4 separate regions of the Homo sapiens genome follow, and regions 2, 3 and 4 are each linked to region 1. A link is a contact called in ENCODE Hi-C or POLR2A ChIA-PET data. All regions are on one chromosome and are shown on one strand. Each heading gives the region's core, a stretch centred on a gene start or an enhancer-like site at or near the end of the contact. The rest is flanking DNA. Distances are from core to core; before and after follow the strand shown.

Evidence for each region. A loop is a pair of places that touch in the nucleus more often than their neighbours do. ChIA-PET counts read pairs that join two places held with the same protein, here RNA polymerase II (POLR2A). Pooled maps may share reads with other maps.
Region 2: a pooled map shows a loop between it and region 1 (5-fold over the local background). The contact joins the enhancer-like site here to the promoter of CAT in region 1. A Hi-C loop is called at or near these places in 5 of 50 pooled maps. POLR2A ChIA-PET finds 5 or more read pairs at or near these places in 4 of 52 experiments (Panc1, WTC11, activated T-cell and 1 more).
Region 3: a loop to region 1 is called in a map of naive thymus-derived CD4-positive, alpha-beta T cell, with 5 times the contacts of the local background. The contact joins the enhancer-like site here to the promoter of CAT in region 1. A Hi-C loop is called at or near these places in 2 of 168 maps with a recorded cell type or tissue (CD8-positive, alpha-beta T cell and naive thymus-derived CD4-positive, alpha-beta T cell), 3 of 37 single-sample maps with no recorded cell type and 13 of 50 pooled maps. POLR2A ChIA-PET finds 5 or more read pairs at or near these places in 3 of 52 experiments (A549, GM12878 and activated B cell).
Region 4: a loop to region 1 is called in a map of B cell, with 12 times the contacts of the local background. The contact joins the enhancer-like site here to the promoter of CAT in region 1. A Hi-C loop is called at or near these places in 6 of 168 maps with a recorded cell type or tissue (B cell, CD4-positive, alpha-beta T cell, CD8-positive, alpha-beta T cell and 3 more), 10 of 37 single-sample maps with no recorded cell type and 13 of 50 pooled maps. POLR2A ChIA-PET finds 5 or more read pairs at or near these places in 2 of 52 experiments (OCI-LY7 and activated CD4-positive, alpha-beta T cell).

What each region holds. Positions count from the first base shown.
Region 1 is chr11:34,435,869-34,440,999 of GRCh38, reverse strand. CAT (catalase) reads right to left here and starts at 2,066. Exons shown (of 13, transcript NM_001752.4): 1 at 1,921-2,066. The coding sequence starts at 1,986. It overlaps LOC105376622 (a long non-coding RNA gene), which reads right to left. Exons shown (of 3, transcript XR_931180.3): 3 at 4,678-4,754. RefSeq lists enhancers at 1,734-2,033, 2,204-2,253.
Region 2 is chr11:34,212,232-34,217,362 of GRCh38, reverse strand. The region is part of intron 1 of ABTB2 (ankyrin repeat and BTB domain containing 2); the gene reads left to right. Among named protein-coding and RNA genes, the nearest start is that of NAT10, 110 kb to the right of the region's middle. Within about 2 kb of position 2,347, at least 7 of the 41 ENCODE cell types and tissues checked have a DNase peak (open chromatin) inside an H3K27ac peak, as active enhancers do; they include Panc1, where a contact is called at or near this core.
Region 3 is chr11:34,652,583-34,657,713 of GRCh38, reverse strand. EHF (ETS homologous factor) reads right to left here. Exons shown (of 9, transcript NM_012153.6): 7 at 744-806. Among named protein-coding and RNA genes, the nearest start is that of EHF, 34 kb to the right of the region's middle. Within about 2 kb of position 2,718, at least 21 of the 41 ENCODE cell types and tissues checked have a DNase peak (open chromatin) inside an H3K27ac peak, as active enhancers do.
Region 4 is chr11:34,248,692-34,253,822 of GRCh38, reverse strand. The region is part of intron 1 of ABTB2 (ankyrin repeat and BTB domain containing 2); the gene reads left to right. Among named protein-coding and RNA genes, the nearest start is that of ABTB2, 110 kb to the left of the region's middle. RefSeq lists a silencer at 2,347-2,641. Within about 2 kb of position 2,647, at least 13 of the 41 ENCODE cell types and tissues checked have a DNase peak (open chromatin) inside an H3K27ac peak, as active enhancers do; they include B cell and ascending aorta, where a contact is called at or near this core.

The DNA of each region.
Region 1 (5,131 bases), core at 817-3,316:
AACTATAGATGTGTTTTGGAGTCAGCCATTTCTCACATGGGCAACTATGTAAGGTAAATCAACAGCAGGGACTTCAACAGTTCATGATTCTCCCAAACAAGGAAGAAGGCAGCTAGTCTCAGAATAAAGGGGAGTCCTTTAAAAATGAAAATATTACACCTGTAATCTCGGTACTTTGGGAGGCCAAGGCGGGCAGATCTCCTGAGGTCAGGAGTTCCAGTCCAGCCTGGCCAACATGGTGAAACCCCATCTCTACTAAAAATACAAAAATTAGCTGGGTGTGGTGGTGGACACCTGTAATCCCAGCTACTCGGGAGGCTGAGGCAGGAGAATTGCTTGAATCCGGGAGGCGGAGTTTGCAGTGAGTGGAGATCATACCACTGCACTCCAGCCTGGGCAACAGAGCAAGACTCCGTCTCAAAAAAAAAAAAAGAAAAGAAAAGAAAAAGAAAAAGAAAATATTTTGTTTTGTAAAAATCTCACTACTTTGTCCACACTTTTCTCAATTCACCGAGTATTCATGAAAACTTCAGTGTGAACCAGGATTTGCACCCACTGGGTAAGGAAAGAGTCTTGGGTCCAAGAAGCTGAATTCTAACCTTGTCTCTGCCACTAAGTAGTGGCACATCCTTTACTAAGACTCTACCTCTCTCTGGTTTACTTTAAGAGCTCATGAACCAACCTAATGGTATATAACAAAGAACAGGGCCAAGAGGGGAGATTTTCCAGGCCCTTGGAGGAGAATGGCAGCCTTTTCCCAAACAGGGAACCATTAAAGCAATCCATGAGCACTTAGCATTAATACCCCAGTTCACGAACCTGAGTTTTGAGCAAGAGCACTAGGCAGAATAGGGAAAACAGGGCTGCAGTCCTCTGTCTACCATTAACCAGCAGCCAGGGAACAGGGCAAGACCTTTAGACTCCCTGGGCCAATCTGCCAACAGTAGACTCAGACCAGATGTGGTCTCATCTAATCCAACCTCCTCATAGATGCCCTCTGAGACTCTGCAGCCGTGGGCACAGGCCAGGAATGCCTCCCCCACCACCAAGTTAAAATCCTACTCATTTAAAAAAATTCCTGTTCAAATGTCACCTGCTTTGTCCGGCCCACCTGGTCACTCCCTCTACATTCTACAGATAACCTCTATTAGAGCCCTCACCACGCTGGAGTGTAATCATCTGTTTATGTGTCTCGTCTCCCAGACTAGACTCTCAGCTTCTCAAGGGTGTTGTTCTTGCCGCACTGGAATTTGTACACCTTGCCCCGAACAGTGCCTAGCACCTACAGGTGCTCAAAGAATAGAATAAACGCATTAATCAATCCCTAATGTCACCCCCCAGCTCTAAAATGCTAGGCTTGACATTTTGAAGTGCAAATGAGACAATGAATGTAAAAGTTCTTTTATTTAGTCGTTTAATAATGTGCATAGTACGTACCAGTCACTGTGACTGGTGCTGGAGACCTCAAGATTGTAAAACACAATCCCTGCCCTGCTGGGACCCCACAACTATGAAAGCGTGTAAACAGTATTTCAAGAAGGGCACCATTAGAGCCTGGTTCCACTTCTCCCCTCACTGACTTCCTTGCAGCTGCAGCTCTCTGCCTCTTTCCCCATGAGCCCTCAATCTGTCCTCAAGCTGCGACCTCTGTCCCAGTTGGCAAAAGTGCAAAATTCTGAAGCAACCACCCGAGCCTGTCGCGGACAACAAAGCCTGCAGTCCCGCGCCCCACTACCCGGACCCCCCTCCCCTGCTTCGGCGAATGTAAAAGTCCGTCTGCACCGAAGGGGATCCCCCCTGCCCAGTGAGCCGCGGTACAGTCCCTCCAAGCGCCGCCCCGGGGGAAGCCGGGCCTTTACTTGCCGACGCCCCCGCTTTCTAAACGGACCTTCGGGCCCGCTCGGGGAGCACAGAGTGTACCTGCGCGGCCCGCTGCTCCTTCCAGTGCTGCATCTGGTCGCTGGCGGGATCCCGGCTGTCAGCCATAGCGTGCGGTTTGCTGTGCAGAACACTGCAGGAGGCCTCGGCTCGTGGGTCTCCACCCTCAGCAGGCAAATCTGCCTGTTGCCCCGAGTCCGTGGCGACTTCAGGCTCAGCCAATCAGCACCACCCCCTCGTCCCGCCCCCTCGGGAGGACTGCCTTCTGATTGGCTGCTCGGCGCTAGGCAGGCCAAGATTGGAAGCCCAATGGGCTCGGAGCAGGGCTCTCCGAAGGAGGCCTGAAGACCGGAGATACCCAGGAGGGTGCGGAAAGGAAGGGTCCCGCTCTGGCCCAGCAATTGGAGAGCCTCGCCCCGCCGGCCCGGGGTGCCCGGGATAGCCGAACCCAGGGCGGGGCTCCCGGTTATCAGCATCCTTCAGGCCGCCCTGGGACGCGGCCGTTGGTGGCCTGCCAGTTTTGCAGACGGAATACTTAGACCCTGCTGGGTGGGGCCTTGCGCTCCATAGCTATGCTTTCTCAGCTCTTAAAAAGTCAGCAATCCTGGGTTAAATTACTCTGTACAAAATTAAATTTTGCCATACGCTAATGTAAGTATTATTTGCAACCAAAGGATGGATGGATGCTTTTCTTTTTCTTTCTTAGCTCTTCTTAACTTATTCGTGGATTATCACTTACTAGACTAGTATACTAATTATTTAATATAAAAACACTCTGAAACGTTTATCTCCGTACAGATGGGTGTTGATTTCCTCCTTTACCAGAGAAAAACAACTTAACTTAGATGGGAAAAATGTATTCCCTTGTGATGGGAAAAATGTATTCAACTCTGGTACACTGCCAAATTGGCTTCTTTAAACACTGGAGAAATCTGCTTCCCCAAATTTTACCCCCAGGTAAGCAGGAATTTTGAAAAGCTTTGTGTCTTTAAAAAGCTATGTTGAAGAGTAAAATACTTAGTAATATATAGTACAATATTTAGTAAGTTACTGACTAGTTTGTCATTGTAATCAAAGAGTTTGAATGATTTCTACACCTCCTCAGGTGCTAGGATTTATCTTTAAGCACCTTAATATATATACATAGTATATACCATCATCTTCAAATTAAAAGTTATCAGCTTTTAATTTTTTCCAGTACAACTACATATAATGGGTGGATATATAATAGTGGAAACTTCACATGTTGTTCTTGATCTTACAAAAGTATGATAAGAATCTTGGGCATAAAAGTGGAACTTTAGCAGTTCATTGGAAAAGAAAGCCACAAATTGATCTTTAGCACCCTATACTTTTCCTATATTAAAAACAATTATAAAGATGCTGTTGGCTGTGTAATTTGGTGTCTTTTTCTACCTGCCCGATCCATACTGCCAAGACTGTAAACTCCATGTGGGTCAGGATCCTCCCATCCATAATTTATTGAGCACTTACTATATACCAGGGACTATTCTCAGCTTTTTGTATATTTGCTTAGTTAACCCTCCCAACAACCCTATGAGTTAGATACTAATATTATCTTCATTTTACAGATTAGGAAACAGAGGTATAGGGAGGTTAAATAACTTGCCCAAAGTTACACAGCTATTAAGGGATAGTCAGGATTCTAGCTTCAGCTGTTCATCTCCAAAGTCCACAGTTTGTTGAATAAATAAATGTTGAAATAATCGAGCAAATCATCTTCTTAACTAACCAACACAAATATCAACAAAATAAATAAGAGACCTGGAGTCATTTCTTAACCTTTATTCATTATATAAAAAAAAGCATGTTTTTTTTTCCTTTGTTTTTGTTACTATGGATTTGAATTCCTAAAGAATTATTTCTAGAGAAAGAAATGGAGAAACAAGACTGGTTTCTGATCTTGTCATATCTTGTATTTTAAAATAAAGGGCAGGCTTACAAGTAATGACAATAAATTTATAATGTTACATAGGAGGCTGGGTGCGGGGGCTCACGCCTGTAATCCCAGCACCTTGGGAGGCCGAGGCAGGCGGATCACTTGTGGCCAGAAGTTCGAGACCAGTCTGGCCAACATGGTAAAACCCCACCTCTGCTAAAAATACAAAAATTAGCTGGGCGTGGTGGCACACGCCTGTAGTCTCAGCTACTCAGGTGGCTGAGGCGAGAGAATCACTTGAACCCAAGAGGCGGAGGTTGCAGTGAGCCAAGATTGTGCCACTGCACTCCAGCCTGGGTGACAGAGTGAGGCTTCATCTCAAAAAAATTAAAAATTAAAAAAAGTCACATATTAGGTGGAAGTTCTATCGACTATAATTACAGCTTAAATGAAAACACTTCTTAAAATCAGCCCTAGTTAAAAAATACTTGAAACCAAACCAATACAATTACCTAAAGGTAATTGCAAGTGATTGGTTAGGTAAACAAATTGGGTTCTAGGTTTTAATATTTTAGTCATATGAATTCATGGGTATTTTTATTGATATAAATAAAAATGTTATTTTAAAAATGCTGTTCTCTGAAGTCAATTTTCAGAACTCAATGAAAATAAAATATACTGGCACAAGACATACTGTTATTAATCCTGGTATCAACAAATTTGAAACCAAGCTTGCAAAGTAGACCATGTAACAAATGTTCAAGAAAAACATTTGAGTACTCAGCTAGGAATCTTTATAGACAAATTTTATTTCATCAGTATTGCAAGAAAAGAATGGAGAGAATGAACATCATGTGTTGTTGGATGACAGGCATACAAGACAGCACAAGGGGTAATTACTCTGTTCTGATTCCACCCATCCTCAGAGAGGCCGAGAATGTTCTACATATTTCAGTTTCATTCTCTTCACAGTGGCCTTGTGAGGTAAATTCAGAGTTAGGCAAAAAGGAAGAGAAAAGAACACAACAAGAAACAAAGAGAGTTACAATTCAGTATTGGCTGTTGGCTTTAAGAGAAGAGAATAAACATCACCACAGCTCCATGACTCCTGTTCACTGTGGAACAGGCTTGAGCAAGCCAAAGAAGAAGGTGGGATTTGCTTTAAAAAGTAGCAGTGGTGTTATATGCAGTAGCAGCACATACCTTCTGCTCTGCCTATTTGGCTGCACCATATCTTTCCCGCTTTAATATGAATAATTGCCTACTTGGGAGGAGGCAACCCAGATGTCCTCTGGTGTCTGGTGATGGCCATAGCATGAGCTATGCTAAGGAGAAGAACATGGATGTGCCTTT
Region 2 (5,131 bases), core at 1,098-3,597, 220 kb after region 1:
GAATGGATAGATAAACTGTGGTACATCCAGACAATGGAATATTATCAGAGCTAAAAAGAAATAAGCTGATGATGCACGACAGGCAAACCTCAAAATTAGGACTTATCCCAGGAGAGTTGTTGGCTTCGCCTAGGAAATAATTCAAGGGTGAGCCAGTGGTGTTAAACAGCTTTTATTGAAGTGGCAGTTTACAGCAGCAGCAAAGGTACTATTCCTTGTGGGTCAGGGGTATCCCATAGGCAGTGTGTCCAGAATAACAGCTTAGAGGCAGTTCCGTACTACTAGTACAGTAATATTTGTACCCACTTTTAATTATATGCAAATTAAGGGGTGGCTCGTGCAGAAATTTCTAGGATGAGGTTGGTAACTTCCAGGTTATCAGGTCATTGCCACGGAAAGAGGCAGGAACATCTAGGTGTTGCCATGGAAATGGTAAACCAACCATGGCACACTGGTGGGCGTGTCTTAATGGAAAGCTGCTTCTGCCCGGGACCTGTTTTAGCTAGTCCTCAATTTGGTCTGATGTCCAAGCCCTGCTTCTGGAATATCAAGCCATGCAGACATGGAGGAAACTTAAATGTATATTTCTTTTCTTTCTTTTTTTCTTTTTGAGATGGAATTTCGCTCTTGTTGCTCAGGCTGGAGTGCAACAGCACAATCTCAGCTCACTACAACCTCCTGCCTCCCGGATTCAAGTGATTCTCCTGCCTCAGCCTCCTGAGTAGCTGGGATTACAGGCACCTGCCACCACGCCTGGCTAATTTTAGTATTTTTAGTAGAGATGGGGTTTTACCATGTTGGCCAGGCTGCTCTTGAACTCCTGACCTCAAGTGATCTGCCTGGCTCGGCCTCCCAAAGTTCTGGGATTACAGGTGTGAGCCACTGCACCCGGCCTTGAATGTATATTTCTAAGTAAAGGAAGCCAATCAGAAAGGGCCATGTATAGTATGATTCCAACTATATGACATTCTTAAAAAGGCAAAACTATGGAGACAGTAAAAAGATCAGTGGTTGCCAGGGGTTGGGCAGGGAGGGATGAATAGGCAGAGCACAGAGGATTTTCAGAGCAGACTGATACCTGCTCATCATCAACTGAGGTGTCCCTTCTTCCAGGAAGCCTTCCTTGACCACCAAGCCTAGGTAGTCTGGCTTAGAGATCCTTAGTTTGGATTCCTTGTGCTGACTGCATCACAGCCCTTTGTATCCAATATTTATTTGGCTGGCATACTGTCTTCCCTCCTCCACTAGACTGCCAACTTCATGAGGGTAGGGACCCCCATTCACTTTCATATCCCCAGAGCATAGCTGCTTCTGGTGTATTATTAGGTAATCATTACACAGTTGTTGAATAAATGAGTGAATGAATGCAGAATAAATGAGCCATCTGTGGTGAGTAAATCACAATTTTTTTTTAAATCACTGTGGATCCTAGTGGCCTTTAAGAAAATAACAGAATCGAGTGGCCTTGGGTCTATCCCTCCTTCCTAATAGTGACAATAACTTTTATATAGTATCTGATGACTTCTTTGTCTTGAAGCCATCAGCCCTAGGAATCAGGCTATTAATAAAAATATTTTTATTTACTATATGCTTTACTGTGTGCCAAGCCTTTTGCTAAGTGCTTATTTACAAAACCTGTTTTAATGCTCAATCTTGTGAATTAGGAAGTATGATTAGGCCTATTATCCAGAGAAACAAATTGTGGCTCAGAGAGCTCAAGTAACTAGTCCAGAGTCACACAGCTAGTAAGTGGCAGAGCTGGGTTTTGAACCTCATTGCTCTGACTCATGCCCTTTAATTGTCTGAAGAGTCTAATGATCAATCCCTTTTGGAATTGGAACCGAAGCTGATTGAAGCAGGTTATGTTTATAAGCAGGACTCCAGTGCAGTAAATCTCTGATGAATATTCTCTGATGAATATACTCATGTTCTGTTAATAAACATCTTGGCCATCTGCCCTGGGCCTTGTGATGTTTGCATCTTTTCCTTAAACTCTCAAGGAGAGACTTGTGTTTGTGCCCTTTTGATCCCTTTCTTCCTCTCTGAGCTGGCACTGAGAGGTCACACCCACTGCCCTCTTTCTGTCCCTGGCAGCACTGATCCCTAGCAGGGGAAGGATGCAGCTCAGCTGTCACTCCCTGCGCTGGCTTTGCCTCCTCTCCCTCCCTCACCCCCTGCCCAGCAATGGCAGCATCCCACCAGTGGTGATTCGGCCACTGTAGCTGTAGAATGATCACACAGGCTCAGAGCAGTAGGTACACGGCAGGGCAGAGCATCAGCAAGATGCCACAGAAAGTCCCACTGGTGATGCAGTGCCTGAGTCACCACCACCTGGGGCCAGGCGAAGGGGCCAGATGATAGATACTTGGAATGAGGCATGCAGACAATGTCTCATCTACTGGTTAGCAATTTAGAATGGGTTCTCCCTGAGTTTCTTCCAAAAGCAGTACCCCCTCATTTTTTGGTAAAATTTCTATAAAACAACCAGGTTTTCCTTTCATGTACCTTTTTCTTTTAACCTCCATGAGCTCATAATAATTGTAATATTAGTTTTGTTAAAAAGTATGAAGAATAATGGGAGAAGAATCATCTAAAAGTATACCATGCAGAAATAAATTCTAGGCTCTTTATAGGTAACAAGATAATAGCGATAGTTTTGGCTGGGTGCAGTGGCCCACACCTGTAATCCCAGCACTTCGGGAGGCTGAAGTGGGAGGATGGCATGAGCCCAGCAGGTGAAGGTTGCAGTGAGCTGAGATTGCACCACTGCACTCCAGCCTGAGAGACAGAGCAAGAACCTGACTTTAAAAAAAAAAAAAAAAAAAAAAAAGTGGTATTTTTAACATTCACTTTTTCCTTTATCTAAAAATTTAATTTCAGATAACAAATGTTATACCATAATTCAAATTATGGGTGTTCTTTGCTCAGAAGAAACATTTTGTCACCCTCCTCTGCCTCTGATTACATCTCATCCCCTCTCTCATATTGCTCAAAACAGTCATTGTTCCTATGCCAGTAAGCCATATTCATTATAAAAAGTTTGGAAAGCATAGTAGGGCAGAAAGCATTTTTATGACCCTAGCATCAAGCGAACCACTCTTTTAGTGGCTGTTGAGAAGAAGGCTGATATTTAAGGTACTGAGTCTACGACTGCTTCATCTCCATCCTTAATTTCTCCATTTACTTTGTGTGTGTGTGTGTGTGTGTGTGTGTGTGTGTGTGTTTTGAATGTGCTGCCTTAATAGAAAAGTGGCTCTGTGTTGTCATTGGCTTACAGGAATTAGTGTGCTCACCCACTGCGGGTCAAGGACAGCGTATGACAAAGGACCGTGGTCATGTGGCGGACTGTTCTTTTCAAAGAGGCAGTAGTTCCAAGACTCATGCTCCCTGGGTCACTAAGTTCTTCATGTGTTACATCAATACTTTGGAGAGAGGCCACCCAGAATCTCTTAAAAAGTATTCTAAATAACACAGAGATATTTTTCCACAGGAAAAAGCTCAGTAGCTCGAATGTTAGTTTTCTGCCCCACATTGCCCAATGTTGTGACTATTGCACTGGTTTTTCCAGGGTTCACCTTTAGGTTTAATTTCCTGAAATTGATCTGCTTGGTTACACTGGCTTTATTTTATACTCTTTTGCAAAGAGGAGAAATGGCAGTGAGCAGATGGCATTTTATTAAGTTTTTGCTTCAAAAAAATTAAACAGCAATGTAGCATCCCTGCTAGTTTTCTTACAGGCACCTAATAGTCATCCTCTGGGTCTGTGTCAGAACTGATATTTACCATAGATGAATCACCAAAGTGCCACTGAGCCAGCATTCCCAGTGGGGATTCCAAATTTGCCACACTTGTGGGGCTGTCTAGTTTTGTTTGTTTGTTTTTGAGATGGCGTCTCGCTCTCTTGCCCAGGCTGGAGTGCAGTGGCAGCGATCTCGGCTCACTGCAACCTCCGCCTCCCTGGTTCAAGTGATTCTCCTGCCTCAGCCTCCTGAGCAGCTGGGACTACAGGCACCTGCCACCACGCCCGGCTAATTTTTGGATTTTTAGTAGAGATGGGGGATTTCACCATGTTAGCCAGGCTGGTCTCGAACTCCTGACCTCAAGTGATCCACCTGCCTTGGCCTCCCAAAGTGCTGGGATTACAGGCGTGAGCCACTGCGCCTGGTCAGGGCTGTCGAGTTTTATAGTAGTTCCTCCATCCTTCTAAATTCTAACCCTGCTGGAGCCCCTCTGAGAATTGGAGGAGCCAGCTGGATGGGAGAGAGGCAGTCCCCACACCAACTCCACAAGCAGGTGCACCCCCAGCAGGCCCAAAGGATTCCAAGAGGAAGTGAATCCAGCCCGGTGTTCGGAGTGAGGTTTACTTTGCACCACTCTTTTTTAGGAAAATTGGGGTTGCTGGCCCTGAGCACATCACCCTTTGCCAGCCTTTTATCTCCCCCTGGGTTCTGTGGCCGCCAGCTTCTTAAGCAGTTGTTAAGTGTGTGTTATTATTTTACTGTTTAACAGTGAGCTCCTGGGCCCCGGGCCTGACTTCACCAGAAGACCACCTTTTGCCAGTGCTGTTCTGATAACTTAGCCAGAATGAAGTGTTAAGTGGAGGATAATTGTTATTTGCTTTTAATTTCCTGACCTTAGAAAAAGAAGGAAAGCACAGTGCTGATGGGGTGGTGAGTGCTGAAGGAAGAGTGCTGTCTCTGAGTTTGCATGGGGAGAGCCTCGTGTTCTCCTCCTTCAGACTGAGCCAGTGTGGACTCCAGTATCAGACACACTGGGTCTGAATCCCACCTCTGCCATTTTCTAGCTGTGGACCTCAGTCAAATGACTCAGCCCATCTAAACTTCAGTGTCCCTCGCTGGCAAATGGGGTTAGTAATAGTACTCCACTGCGAGGGTCTTTCTAGGGTTTCAAATGCTCGTTCATCCAATCCCTGGCAGAAAGGACCTACTCAATGCATGGTAGTCCATGTCCATTTATTATTAGCCATGGTTAAAACCTGCTTCTCTGGCCAGGTGCAGTGGCTCATGCCTGTAATCCCAGCACTTTGGGAGGTCAAGGCAGGTGGATCACTTGAGGTCAGGAGTTCGAGGCTAGCCTGGCCAACATGGCGAAACCCCGTCTCTACTAAAAA
Region 3 (5,131 bases), core at 1,469-3,968, 220 kb before region 1:
GGCTCAAGCAATCCTCCTGCCTCAGTCTCCCAAGTAGATGGGACTACAGGCACGTGCCACCATGCCCAGCTAATTTTTGTATTTTTTTGTAGAGATGGGGTCTCGTCATGTTTCCCAAGCTGGTCTTGAACTCCTGAGCTCAAGTGATCCACCCACCTCAGTCTCCCAAAGTGGTGGGATTACAGGCCTAGATTATACCATCTTGATTTCTTTCTGTGTTCCACCCACAATTCCATGTCTCTGATATTTCGTATATGTTCATAAGATTTTATTACTGAAGGAGACCCAACTCCCAAAGAGCAGTGTTGAATCTTAAGAAAAAACAGTCATTTCTTGGAATGGTAACTCCACAAAGGTAGGAGGCCAACATTTAGCAAAAGAAAGGATGATACATCTCAGCTGTTTCTTCTTATCTCGCTCCTCTTCCCACCCTTTTCTTCTGGGAGAGAGGAAATTGCCAACCCCATGCCTGCAAGCAGTTCTTAGGCACTGGGTGTCTCAGTTTTAGAGCACATATGACAGAACAGGGAGGAAATGTCCAGTGGGGCTCCACTTTGAGAAACAGCTGCAGAGGGGGCTTACTTTGCTAGCAAGTGATGCCTCTATTTTCTCACTCCACCCTGTTTGGGATGAAGACATGAAGGCAGCAGACAGAGGCGATATTTGCCAAAAAACTAGTGGCCTCCAGATGTGCCCGATGTGATGGGAAGGACCAAAGGCCATCTGAAAGCCAGCCAACTTACTGTGCTTTTTGGTGTGGCACTTGGCAGGGGGGTCTTGCTCCTTTTTCATATCAGGTGACTCTGCTAAGGAGAAAAATGAGAGGCGTTTAATTGACCTATTTCCTATAATTCTCTTTTTTATTCATGCATCCACTCATTTAAACAATATTTACTGAGCACCTACTGCATGCCTGGCACCTTTGAGTATGTGCTAGTGAACCAAACAAAACAGAGATGATAAATGCTATGGAGAAAAATGATGCAGGTTAAGAAATGGAGATAGATGTATGGACTTGGGAATAATTTGCAATTTGATACAAGGTGGTCATAGGAGACCTCTCTGATTCCACGACCTAAAGGATATGAGGGAAAAGGTCATGCAGAGAGCTTGTGCAACAGCCTTCCATGTGTAACATAGAAGTGCAAAGGCCCTGAGGTTGATGTGTGTTTGGTATATGCATGCTGTAAGAGGCAGAGAGGGAGGAGCTGAGGTTCTGATCATTAATCCCTTATGGGACTTTTAAGGACATGACTCTGAGAAAGATGGAAGCCATTGAAAGATTTAGATCATTGAAAAATTTGTGGTTTTTTTTTTTTAGCATAATAGAAAAATGTAAACATTTATAACAAAGGAAGATGACTTTTAAGCCAGAGGAGTGCCCTTTTTTGGCATGCAAAGTTACATTTTAATCAGCCTGACAAAGGCGCCATTGAGTGGCCCAAGCTCAATACAGAGGGCCACAGTGGACTATGGAAACACAGATTAGTTTAACAAATGACTCATTATGGCAACCTCTGCGACTATTACCAAAGAGGAGATGATGGAGGCGGACCTGGGAAATAAAAATTCTTCTCAGAAAGAAAACTAAATGATCTAGCCGTGTGTGTGTGAGTGTGAGTGTGTGTGTGTATATGTGTGTGTGTGTGTGTGTGTGTGTATTGGGAGGACCAAAGTAGATCTTACAAAGACTCTCACACTCAAAAATCAGCCAATTTTAATACAAAGTAGTCCCTAAATACAAGCCAATTATTTTAAGAAATTGGGCCAGTAAAACTGATCTCTTTCATGTGCCCTTCCTAAACTAGGGTCCACTGACCCAGTGTGGCCTTCAAGGGCCCCTGGACTGACTGAAACCATATATGAAGGGAGAGGGTTCACAGCATCCATTCAATTATCAGGAGAAGCCTATTATTCAAAAAAGCTATGAACTGCCAGCCATTAGCTCCTAATTAAATTGGTTAAGAAAAAAAAGCTACTGTTTATTGAGCACTTACTATGTACCAGGCACTGTACTAAGCACTTTAAATGAATCACTTTATTTAATTCACACAATAACTCTATGACACAGGTACTAATATGATCCACAGTTTTCAGCTGTGGAGGATCTGAGAAACAGAGGGGTCAAATGACTTGACTAGAGTCACACAGCTGGAATGTGGAGCCAGGATATGAACACAAACAGTTTGAATCCAGAAGCTTTACTCATAACCATGATTCTATGTCATTTCCAGAAATGGTGGCCGGCACATAATCTCCCTTTGCACATAACAGATTTCACACAAGCCTTTCTTGCCAAGAATCAGGTTCACTTCTGTAATGCTCTTGTTAGTAGAAAAGATAATTTCAATCTGACAATTCTATATTTCCCAACGTTCATGGGCCCTTTCAACCATCTTATCACCCAGCTAATCAAGACTCAGTGTTCCCAGCAATTTCTCGAAACGTCATGGCAGGATGGAGAGAGGGATTTAATAAGACCTCAGTAAACAAGAAACCTCTCATCCTGGTTAAGAATTTCTCTCCTGGCATTGTCACTAGCAGGGCCTGCACCTGACTTGGGTTTCTCTGAAATCCGAGAGGACAAATTCACAGGAAATGCAAGGAGACTTCACTCTCCCTCCCTGTAGGTTGCAGGGTGAGGTTGCAACATCCCATCAGGATGTGACAATATTGCGACAGGTCTGGCATCCACCCCGGTTTCCAAGTGATACATCACTCTGACAGGGCCACGTTGTACTGCAGACAAAGAGTGGCATTTACCCAGCAGGCCACAAGCAAAGCTCATTTTCAAATGACATCCAGGAGGGATGCAGGGCCATTATTTCAGAGCCAGGAGTTGAATTCAGAAAAATACAAGAGTCTCTCAGTATATTGGCCTCAATTATTGTTTGTGGGTTCCTAGTTGATCTAGAATCAGTTACTTCAGAGTTCAGGTGCCTTTGTGAATAAGACGAAAACCTTGGACCCTCTCCTCAGAAAAAAATGCACATATATGTACACATGAAATTTTGTCAACAATTTCAGGGGGCTGTGGCCCATGCAGCAGTCCATGGACTCTAAAACCTCTACACTAGATAAACCATGAGGAAATATTCTTTGAGTTGTCAGCCGTTTACCCAAGCTAGGCTCCACCCAGCTAGGAACGTTCTTTTTTTAATCCCCAAATAAAAATCTTTCCATCATCATAAAGGGGAATAAGCAGTCAAAGGCAAAAGAAGAACCTAATTTCTTCCAGACCTCTCTGCCTGTTGCAGTGTGCAGGGGTAAGCCGTGGAATCACTGGCCTGCTTTACCACTGATATCTTTTGATCTTTAACCTCTCTTTAATATGTGTCCTTCTTCTGCCCTAGGATAAAAGTCAAGACCTTTGAAGTTAGCCATGTGGTTAAGTGATTCATTCTTATAAAATAATGGCTTGCCCTGGAGAAGTTGTCCAGCCTGGCTTTCTCTTGCTTGGCTCCCAGGCACTCCAGGCCAAGGTCCTATCCAGTCCAGGCAGGGGCAGCAACAAGCCACAGGTTTGTGATGCAAGTGAGAGAGCGTGACTTCAGCTAAGCTGCTTCGCAAGAAGCAAAGATTAGAAGCATTTGCATATGATTCAGCTGTGAGCCATTTCTTTACGGGATATACAAATTTCAGTGTTCTAATAGACCGTGCCACCCTAGCTTTAGGCTCAACAAGTCAGTGGATAAACACATCAAGCCCGAGCTGGCATGACAGGCTGGAGGACTGTCGAGCAGAACAGGACACCGGCAGCGGGCATTTTATGAAATGGGCAGATGACAGAGAAATCAAAACAAAGCCTATTTCCCCACCTGCGTTTATCACAGAGGGCATCAGTTTACGCTGGGCCTCGCCTTAGCTCAGCTGGTAACTAGCATTAAAACATAGAAAGATATTTCACTGCATTCAATTACATGGGAGCTCGAAAAATAAAGACTCAGGCAAATGACCAAGGTTTTTCCGGGGTTCTGCTTCCATGCAGTAGAGACTATAAACTATTCTGAAAGAAACTGACCCATATAAGGCTGTAATTAACTATCCTACTGAAGGGCTATTACCCCAATGAATACACCAACCCCAGAGACTGCATTGATTCTTTAGGGCCTGGGTGATTGATCTCATTTTCCAGCCTGGGTTACAATCACAGGATAGAAATGGGGAGCTGCAGCAAACAAGGATCAGAAGGGTAAGGAGAGAAGATTCCTGAGCCCATCTTAAGAAGGACTATTGAAAAATACAATCGGTGGACTCAGGAGAGAGCGAGTTCCTTGCTACTGCAAATGCAAAAGCAGAAACTGGCCTCTAAGGCCCCTATTGATTTTGAGATTCTAGAAGGTGTAAGTCAAGATGTAGAAAAGAGGATGGCCCAGCTGTCAGGGCAGCAGAGCTGTAACTATGATGTTTTTGTTTCCCGGGTGCCTCAAGACCTACTAGCCCCTGAGGCTCAGGAAGTGGTTGGTTCAGCTTTATTCTTAGTTGGAATTTTTTGCCGTAAGTCAAAGACCCAAGTGGAAGGATGGAAGGATGGAAGGATGGAAGGATGGAAGGATGGAAGGATGGAAGGATGTGGGAGATGACACTGTAGGAAGTCGCAGAGGAACTCAGAGTGTGACTTGGGAGGTTTCCTCAGCCCTGAACCCCATGGTCTTGACTGAGTGGCAATGATTGCCACAGAAATTTTACCCCGGTTGGCTCAGTTCCCCCAGAATAGCAAATACACAGCCAAGCCTTGCCAGTGTTTGATCTATTCCCTAATTTTAACAAATACCTCAAGTGACACATAATGCTAAGGACCACTGGGGGAAGGAGAAGTCGAGAGCTATGCTGGCCTCAGCTCTTAATCTCAATTCCAGAAGCATTTACATTGGCTCCCAGCCCCATCTCATTTAAGGGGCTTGACCCAAACAAAACCTCAAACCAAAACCTTTCATTATTTCAGTTCTCAAAAGCAAAAACAAAAACAGAAAAAAAGAGGAAGGAAGGGTTGCAGACTAATTTCTTTCACAAAGACCCAATTAAATCCCATTTCTGAAGTTGCTCCAAATTTAATTCCAGGAGAGAGGCACTATCACTTGTGACTGATGTCTAAGTGCCATTTCATAGACCCAAAGAGATCCACAAGTTC
Region 4 (5,131 bases), core at 1,398-3,897, 190 kb after region 1:
GAAGAGTTTTGCTCCCTTCCAGCAGGTAATGAAGGAGGAGAGGACACTGTGCCCAGGCAGGAAAAAGCAGCAATAACTACAGACATTTTGCTTCCTCTGTGGCTCCCTGGTAGGTTCCCCTGAAAAAAAAATTTTTTTTTTTTTTTTGAGACGGAATCTCGCTCTATTGCGCAGACTGGAGTGCAGTGGCACGTTCTCTGCTCACTGCAACCTCCGCCTCCCGGGGTCAAGGGATTCTCCTGCCTCAGCCTCCCGAGTAGCTGGGATTACAAGAGTGTGCCACCATGCCTGGCTAATTTTTGTATTTTTAGTAAAGATGAGGTTTCACTATGCTGGCCAGGCTGGTCTTGAACTCCTGATCTTGTGATCTGCCCGCTTTGGCCTCCCAAAGTGCTGGGATTACAGGCATGAGCCACTGTGCCCAGCCTTGAAAGCAGGAATTTAATTAATTTAATGAGTGGGGCTGGCTTCTCAGAGCTGTGCAGGTCTGTCTGCAACAGGGCAGGGGCCACAGGAGTTGCCGACATGAACAGTGCTCCCTGTCACTCTGAAGGAAGAAGAGAGAAGAATCCCAGGCCTCTAGTGTGTCTTCTGGCCCAGGTGAGGCCTCTGGGCCTGTGGAGATGGCAAGTGACCCAGGGACGGGTGTGAGATGGGAGAAGGGGGTGGAGATTCTCCCAGACTCTCCTGTGCTTTCCACCTGGAGGAGCTGGGGCTTCTGGTGTGGCATAGAGCAGCCTTGCCATCCTCTGGGAGGAGCATTGAGGAGATCACTTGGACTGAGCCTTTCCCAGGTGGAGATGGGGATTTGCTGGAAAACAGAAGAGGGGACCTAGGGGCTAGCACACGTAGGTTTCTCCACCAAGGGCAGCTGCCAAAGCAGCTCTTCCTCCTGGGGGTGGAGGGGTGGAATCGGGCCCTGAGCCATGTGCAGGCCAGGTGACAGCCACCTGGGTTGGGCAGGAGAGGCCCAGGTGTCCAAGCTCCCAGGAGGTCCCCCAGCCTCCTCTGGCCCAGCTGGGAGTCCAGTTGGCCCTGGTACTAGGTTAGGGAGGTCTCTGGTGGTTGCACGTTATAAAAACATGTTTGAGTAGAAGGTGGAAAATAAGACAGGAGAGGATTATTTGAAGTAGGGGAGCCCCAGGGCAGGAGAGCTTCTAAGCCTCAGGAAGGTGCTGGACCAGGACCAGGAGGCTGTCTCCCAATCCCCCTCCTGGCCCCACCCTTCCCCCCATTCTCTCTCCCTGCTCTCCTCTCTTTCAGGCAGGTTGGAGGGTTGGGGGAGTGGCACAGGAGATGCCCTAGCACAGGTTAGGAATCTAGTCTTTCTCTTAGGGTCATGCCCAGCGGTGGTGGGGAGGTCATGATGTCCAGATGGCACTCTCCCCCTGTGACTGAGGAGGGCTGGTTAAGCAGTGGTCATTATCAGCTGCCTGGATGCTCCAAAGACACCTATTCCTAAAGGGAAGTCAGCCCCAAGCCAGGGAAGAGATGGGGCCAGTCCAAAGAAAAGGCTGATAGGAAGTGGGGAGATGCGATGGTTCAGGAAGAGGCTCGTGCATCTGGCCTCCTCGCTGTCACTCCTGCCACGGCTTTCCCAGGCATGGAGTCGTGGGGCTCTGGCCAGCTCTGGTGTGGGGGCTCATGCTGTGTCAGGTGACTTCCTTTCAGCTCAGCCTCATGAACCCCTGGAGCATGAACTCCGAACCACCATCCGGGCCTTGCTGTGAGTTTTGCAGCTTTCATGAAACTCTCCTCTTCCCTGGGATTGCAAGCCCCTGGGTGGAGGGGATGGGAGTGGGGTGGGGCTGACTTTGGCAGCTTAGATCCCTGAGTGCCCTAAACACTGTGACTCCCAGGATGGGACTGGGTGAGGAAAGTCTCCTCCACTGGCTGCAGATTTCCAGTGAGCACAAGAGGAAAACAATACCAGGAATGATTTGGATCTTTTTCTATCGTTCAAGCTCCTGTTTTTTTAGTCTGCGGTGAATCACTCCTCATGTCTCTGTAGATAGCCTCACATTCTGCTTTAGTTGTTTCCTGAGGAACAGTTGTGTCCTCCACTCCATTTTAACTTTCTTTACTGTAATTCCTTATATCTGTGTAGTGCTCTGACTTGAAGAACATACTCACCTTTTTGCATTGCACCTGGTCCCAGCAAATAAAAAAAAGTTCAGGAGTCTTACACAAATGCACGTCAGATAATGAGAGAAAGTAAAGAACCCTCCATGTACTCTCTTATAGCTCAGAGAGTGCGCGGCTTCCCCCAGCATAGCTGACATCCTGCTGGGCATGGCATGGACACCGGTCAACAGTTGGCCCAGGGGAAGGAGGAGGACAGGGTCCCTTTAACAGAGCCAGCCACCCTAGCATTTCACTGGTGCCTGAGACAGTGTCGGGAGCTGTGTTTCTGGCTGTATTTCTCTGTGTGGTCCCCCTTTGGAGATGAGCCCCGCCTCTTCCCCTGGGGCTGTCACTCAGCCAGAGCAGAATCAGTGTCAGCGCTGTCTGAGCAGGCTCCTTGCCTGTCACTAAGGCATGATTCACAGCTGAGTGATGCCCTCTGAAATCAGGGTGCAGAGCCCACGCCCATGGGCAGCCTCACCCGCTCTATTTTGGTGTTGGTTGTCACAGAATATGGGAGGAGCCATTCTCCTTGCCTCTGAGAGGCTCCTCCTACTTCCCCTTTACAACAGCCAGGCCAGCCCCTATTAAGAAGCCAGGGTAGAAGATTTATCTCTTAGCCCACCAGCTTCTACCTGCCAACTCCATGGGTGTAGCCTGAGAGATCAGAAGGAGGAGTAAATATAGGGGTAAAAACACATGTTTGATGGCAGACAGACCTGGATGTGAGTCTTGCTTTGCCTTTAACTAGCTGTGCTTCCTTGGGCAAGTTACTTAACCTCTCTGAACCTCGGTTTTCTCATATGTAAAATGGCAATGATGGTTTCTACCCCCCTAGTTATTCTGAGGATTAAATAGGCAGAAGGTAATTTGCAAAGTGCCTTACACACCTGGTAGGATCTCAGTAATGGCAACTTTAGCTTTATTAGAGGGAGCAGAGCATTTGTAGCCGCAGAAAGAAGTTTGGGGTTGGTGCTCTCTCTCTCAGGGAGGGAAACTTAGTGAAGGCTTCTGAGGATTGGGAGGAATTGCTCTGGAGACTAGAATGATGAAGCGTCTTTCTGCCATGTCTGTTCACTTTCCACATGCATCGCTCCTCTTTCAGGATGAAGTTTTATCTCTGTTTCTGCAGAAAGCTTATCCTAGGGTTTGTTTGAAAAATTGTTGCAGTTGGCCACAACCCTGCCATTTGATGTCAATAAATTCCACTTGTTTTCTCCCATGAGAAACTAAGCTATTTGGGCAAGGAAGGAAGAGATTTCAAGATTCACATTTATCGTCACTTTGTTGAGCAAGTATTTATTGCATATGCACTACATGCCAGACATCTTCATGGGTGCTGGGGATGATTCCCTGGCCCTACAGATTGCAGTCTGGTTGTACTAGAGGACTCTTATGGCCCCTTAAGAAGAACTGGGGAGTCTTCATTTGCCCCTGCTCTTGCACTGAAACCTTCAATGTCTACTTATTGCCAGAAGATACAAGGTCCTTAATGCCTAGATACCCTCAGCCTCCATCTACCTTGCCAGCCTTCCCTCCTCTGTGCTCTTAGAACACCCAGCTCTCCAAGACCCCTGTTCTTTCAGTTCCAAGGCAGCTTGTGCTTTTCTGCCTTGGCTCCTCCCTAGAATCCCAACTCCTATCAATCTTTGCCTGAGTTTCCCAGCTCTATCTTCCAGGACCAGCTCAAGGTGTCACCAGATCCCCAGGGATGCTTTTATAGTCACTGAGCACCATTGGGGTTATTCTGCCAGAGCCATGTAGACCACTCTATACCAGCAAGGTCTCATTTCACAGCCAGGCCACAAGCTTTGTGAGAACAGGACTGTGAACTGGGCTTCTTCAGCCCTCCTGATGTTATAGAGTGATGGATGCTGAAGAAATATTTACTTAGCTAGGCATGGTGGCACATCTGTAGTCCCAGCCACTCAGAAGCTGTGGCAGGAGGATCACTTGAACCCAGGAGTTCAAGGCTGCAGTAAGCTGTGATTACACCACGGCACTCCAGCCTCGGCAACAGAGCAAGACTCTAACAACAAAGAAAAGACATTTCATATATTTACTTAACTGGGACAAAGCTCCGAGTTAGATGTTCAAGTGGGGTAGTGGGGTCAAGCTCAAATGACCTCCCCCTTTCTGGAAGGTCATGAAATGACCTGCCAGGAGGCCTGCCCTCTTGTAAACATTCTAGGCCCTATTGTACTAGAGGATATTCCCCAAGTGCTTTCTACTATTTGAGAAGCCTTGGTGGGGATATTCTTGTCAAAGCTACTTTACGGCTGTTGCTTTTGTAGAACCTGCAGCCAGCTCTGGATATTTTTATGTGAAGCTATTATTTCACCACTTCTTGCCAACTTTTTCATTAATACATATATCGTCCTACACTGACCACAGTTGCAGTTCAGGGCCAGATTCTGAAGCTTGTCCTTAAAGGCATGAGCTTCAGTCATTGATTCAGTGGTGGTCCCATTGACCCCAGCTCCCCTCAAGGCTGCGCATTCACGAGGGTGCAAGTCATGACCACTTGCAAATTCATGTTGCGAGTGTCTTTCATTTTGTTTGTTTGTTTGAGACAGAGTTTCGCTCTTGTTGCCCAGGCTAGAGTGCAATGGCACGATCCCGGCTCACTGCAACCTCTGCCTCCCTGGTTCAAGCGAATCTCTTGCCTCAGCCTCCTGAGTAGCTGGGATTACAGCATGTGCCACCACGCCCGGCTAATTTTGTATTTTTAGTAGAAACAGGGTTTCTCCATTTTGGTCAGGCTGGTCTTGCATTCCCTACCTCAGGTGATCGGCCCGCCTTGGCCTCCCAAAGTGCTGGGATTACAGGCGTGAGCCACCGCGCCCGGCTGTGGTATGCCTTTATGCAGTGTGTGATAGTTTTCCTGTATTTACTAGACATCAGATTGTGACTGCTCCCATAGATTTGGCAGTTGAAATACCCACAACCTCAATGTGTCCTGCTTTGAAAAGTTGTATGTTTGTGTTCACTTATGAAAACCACACTT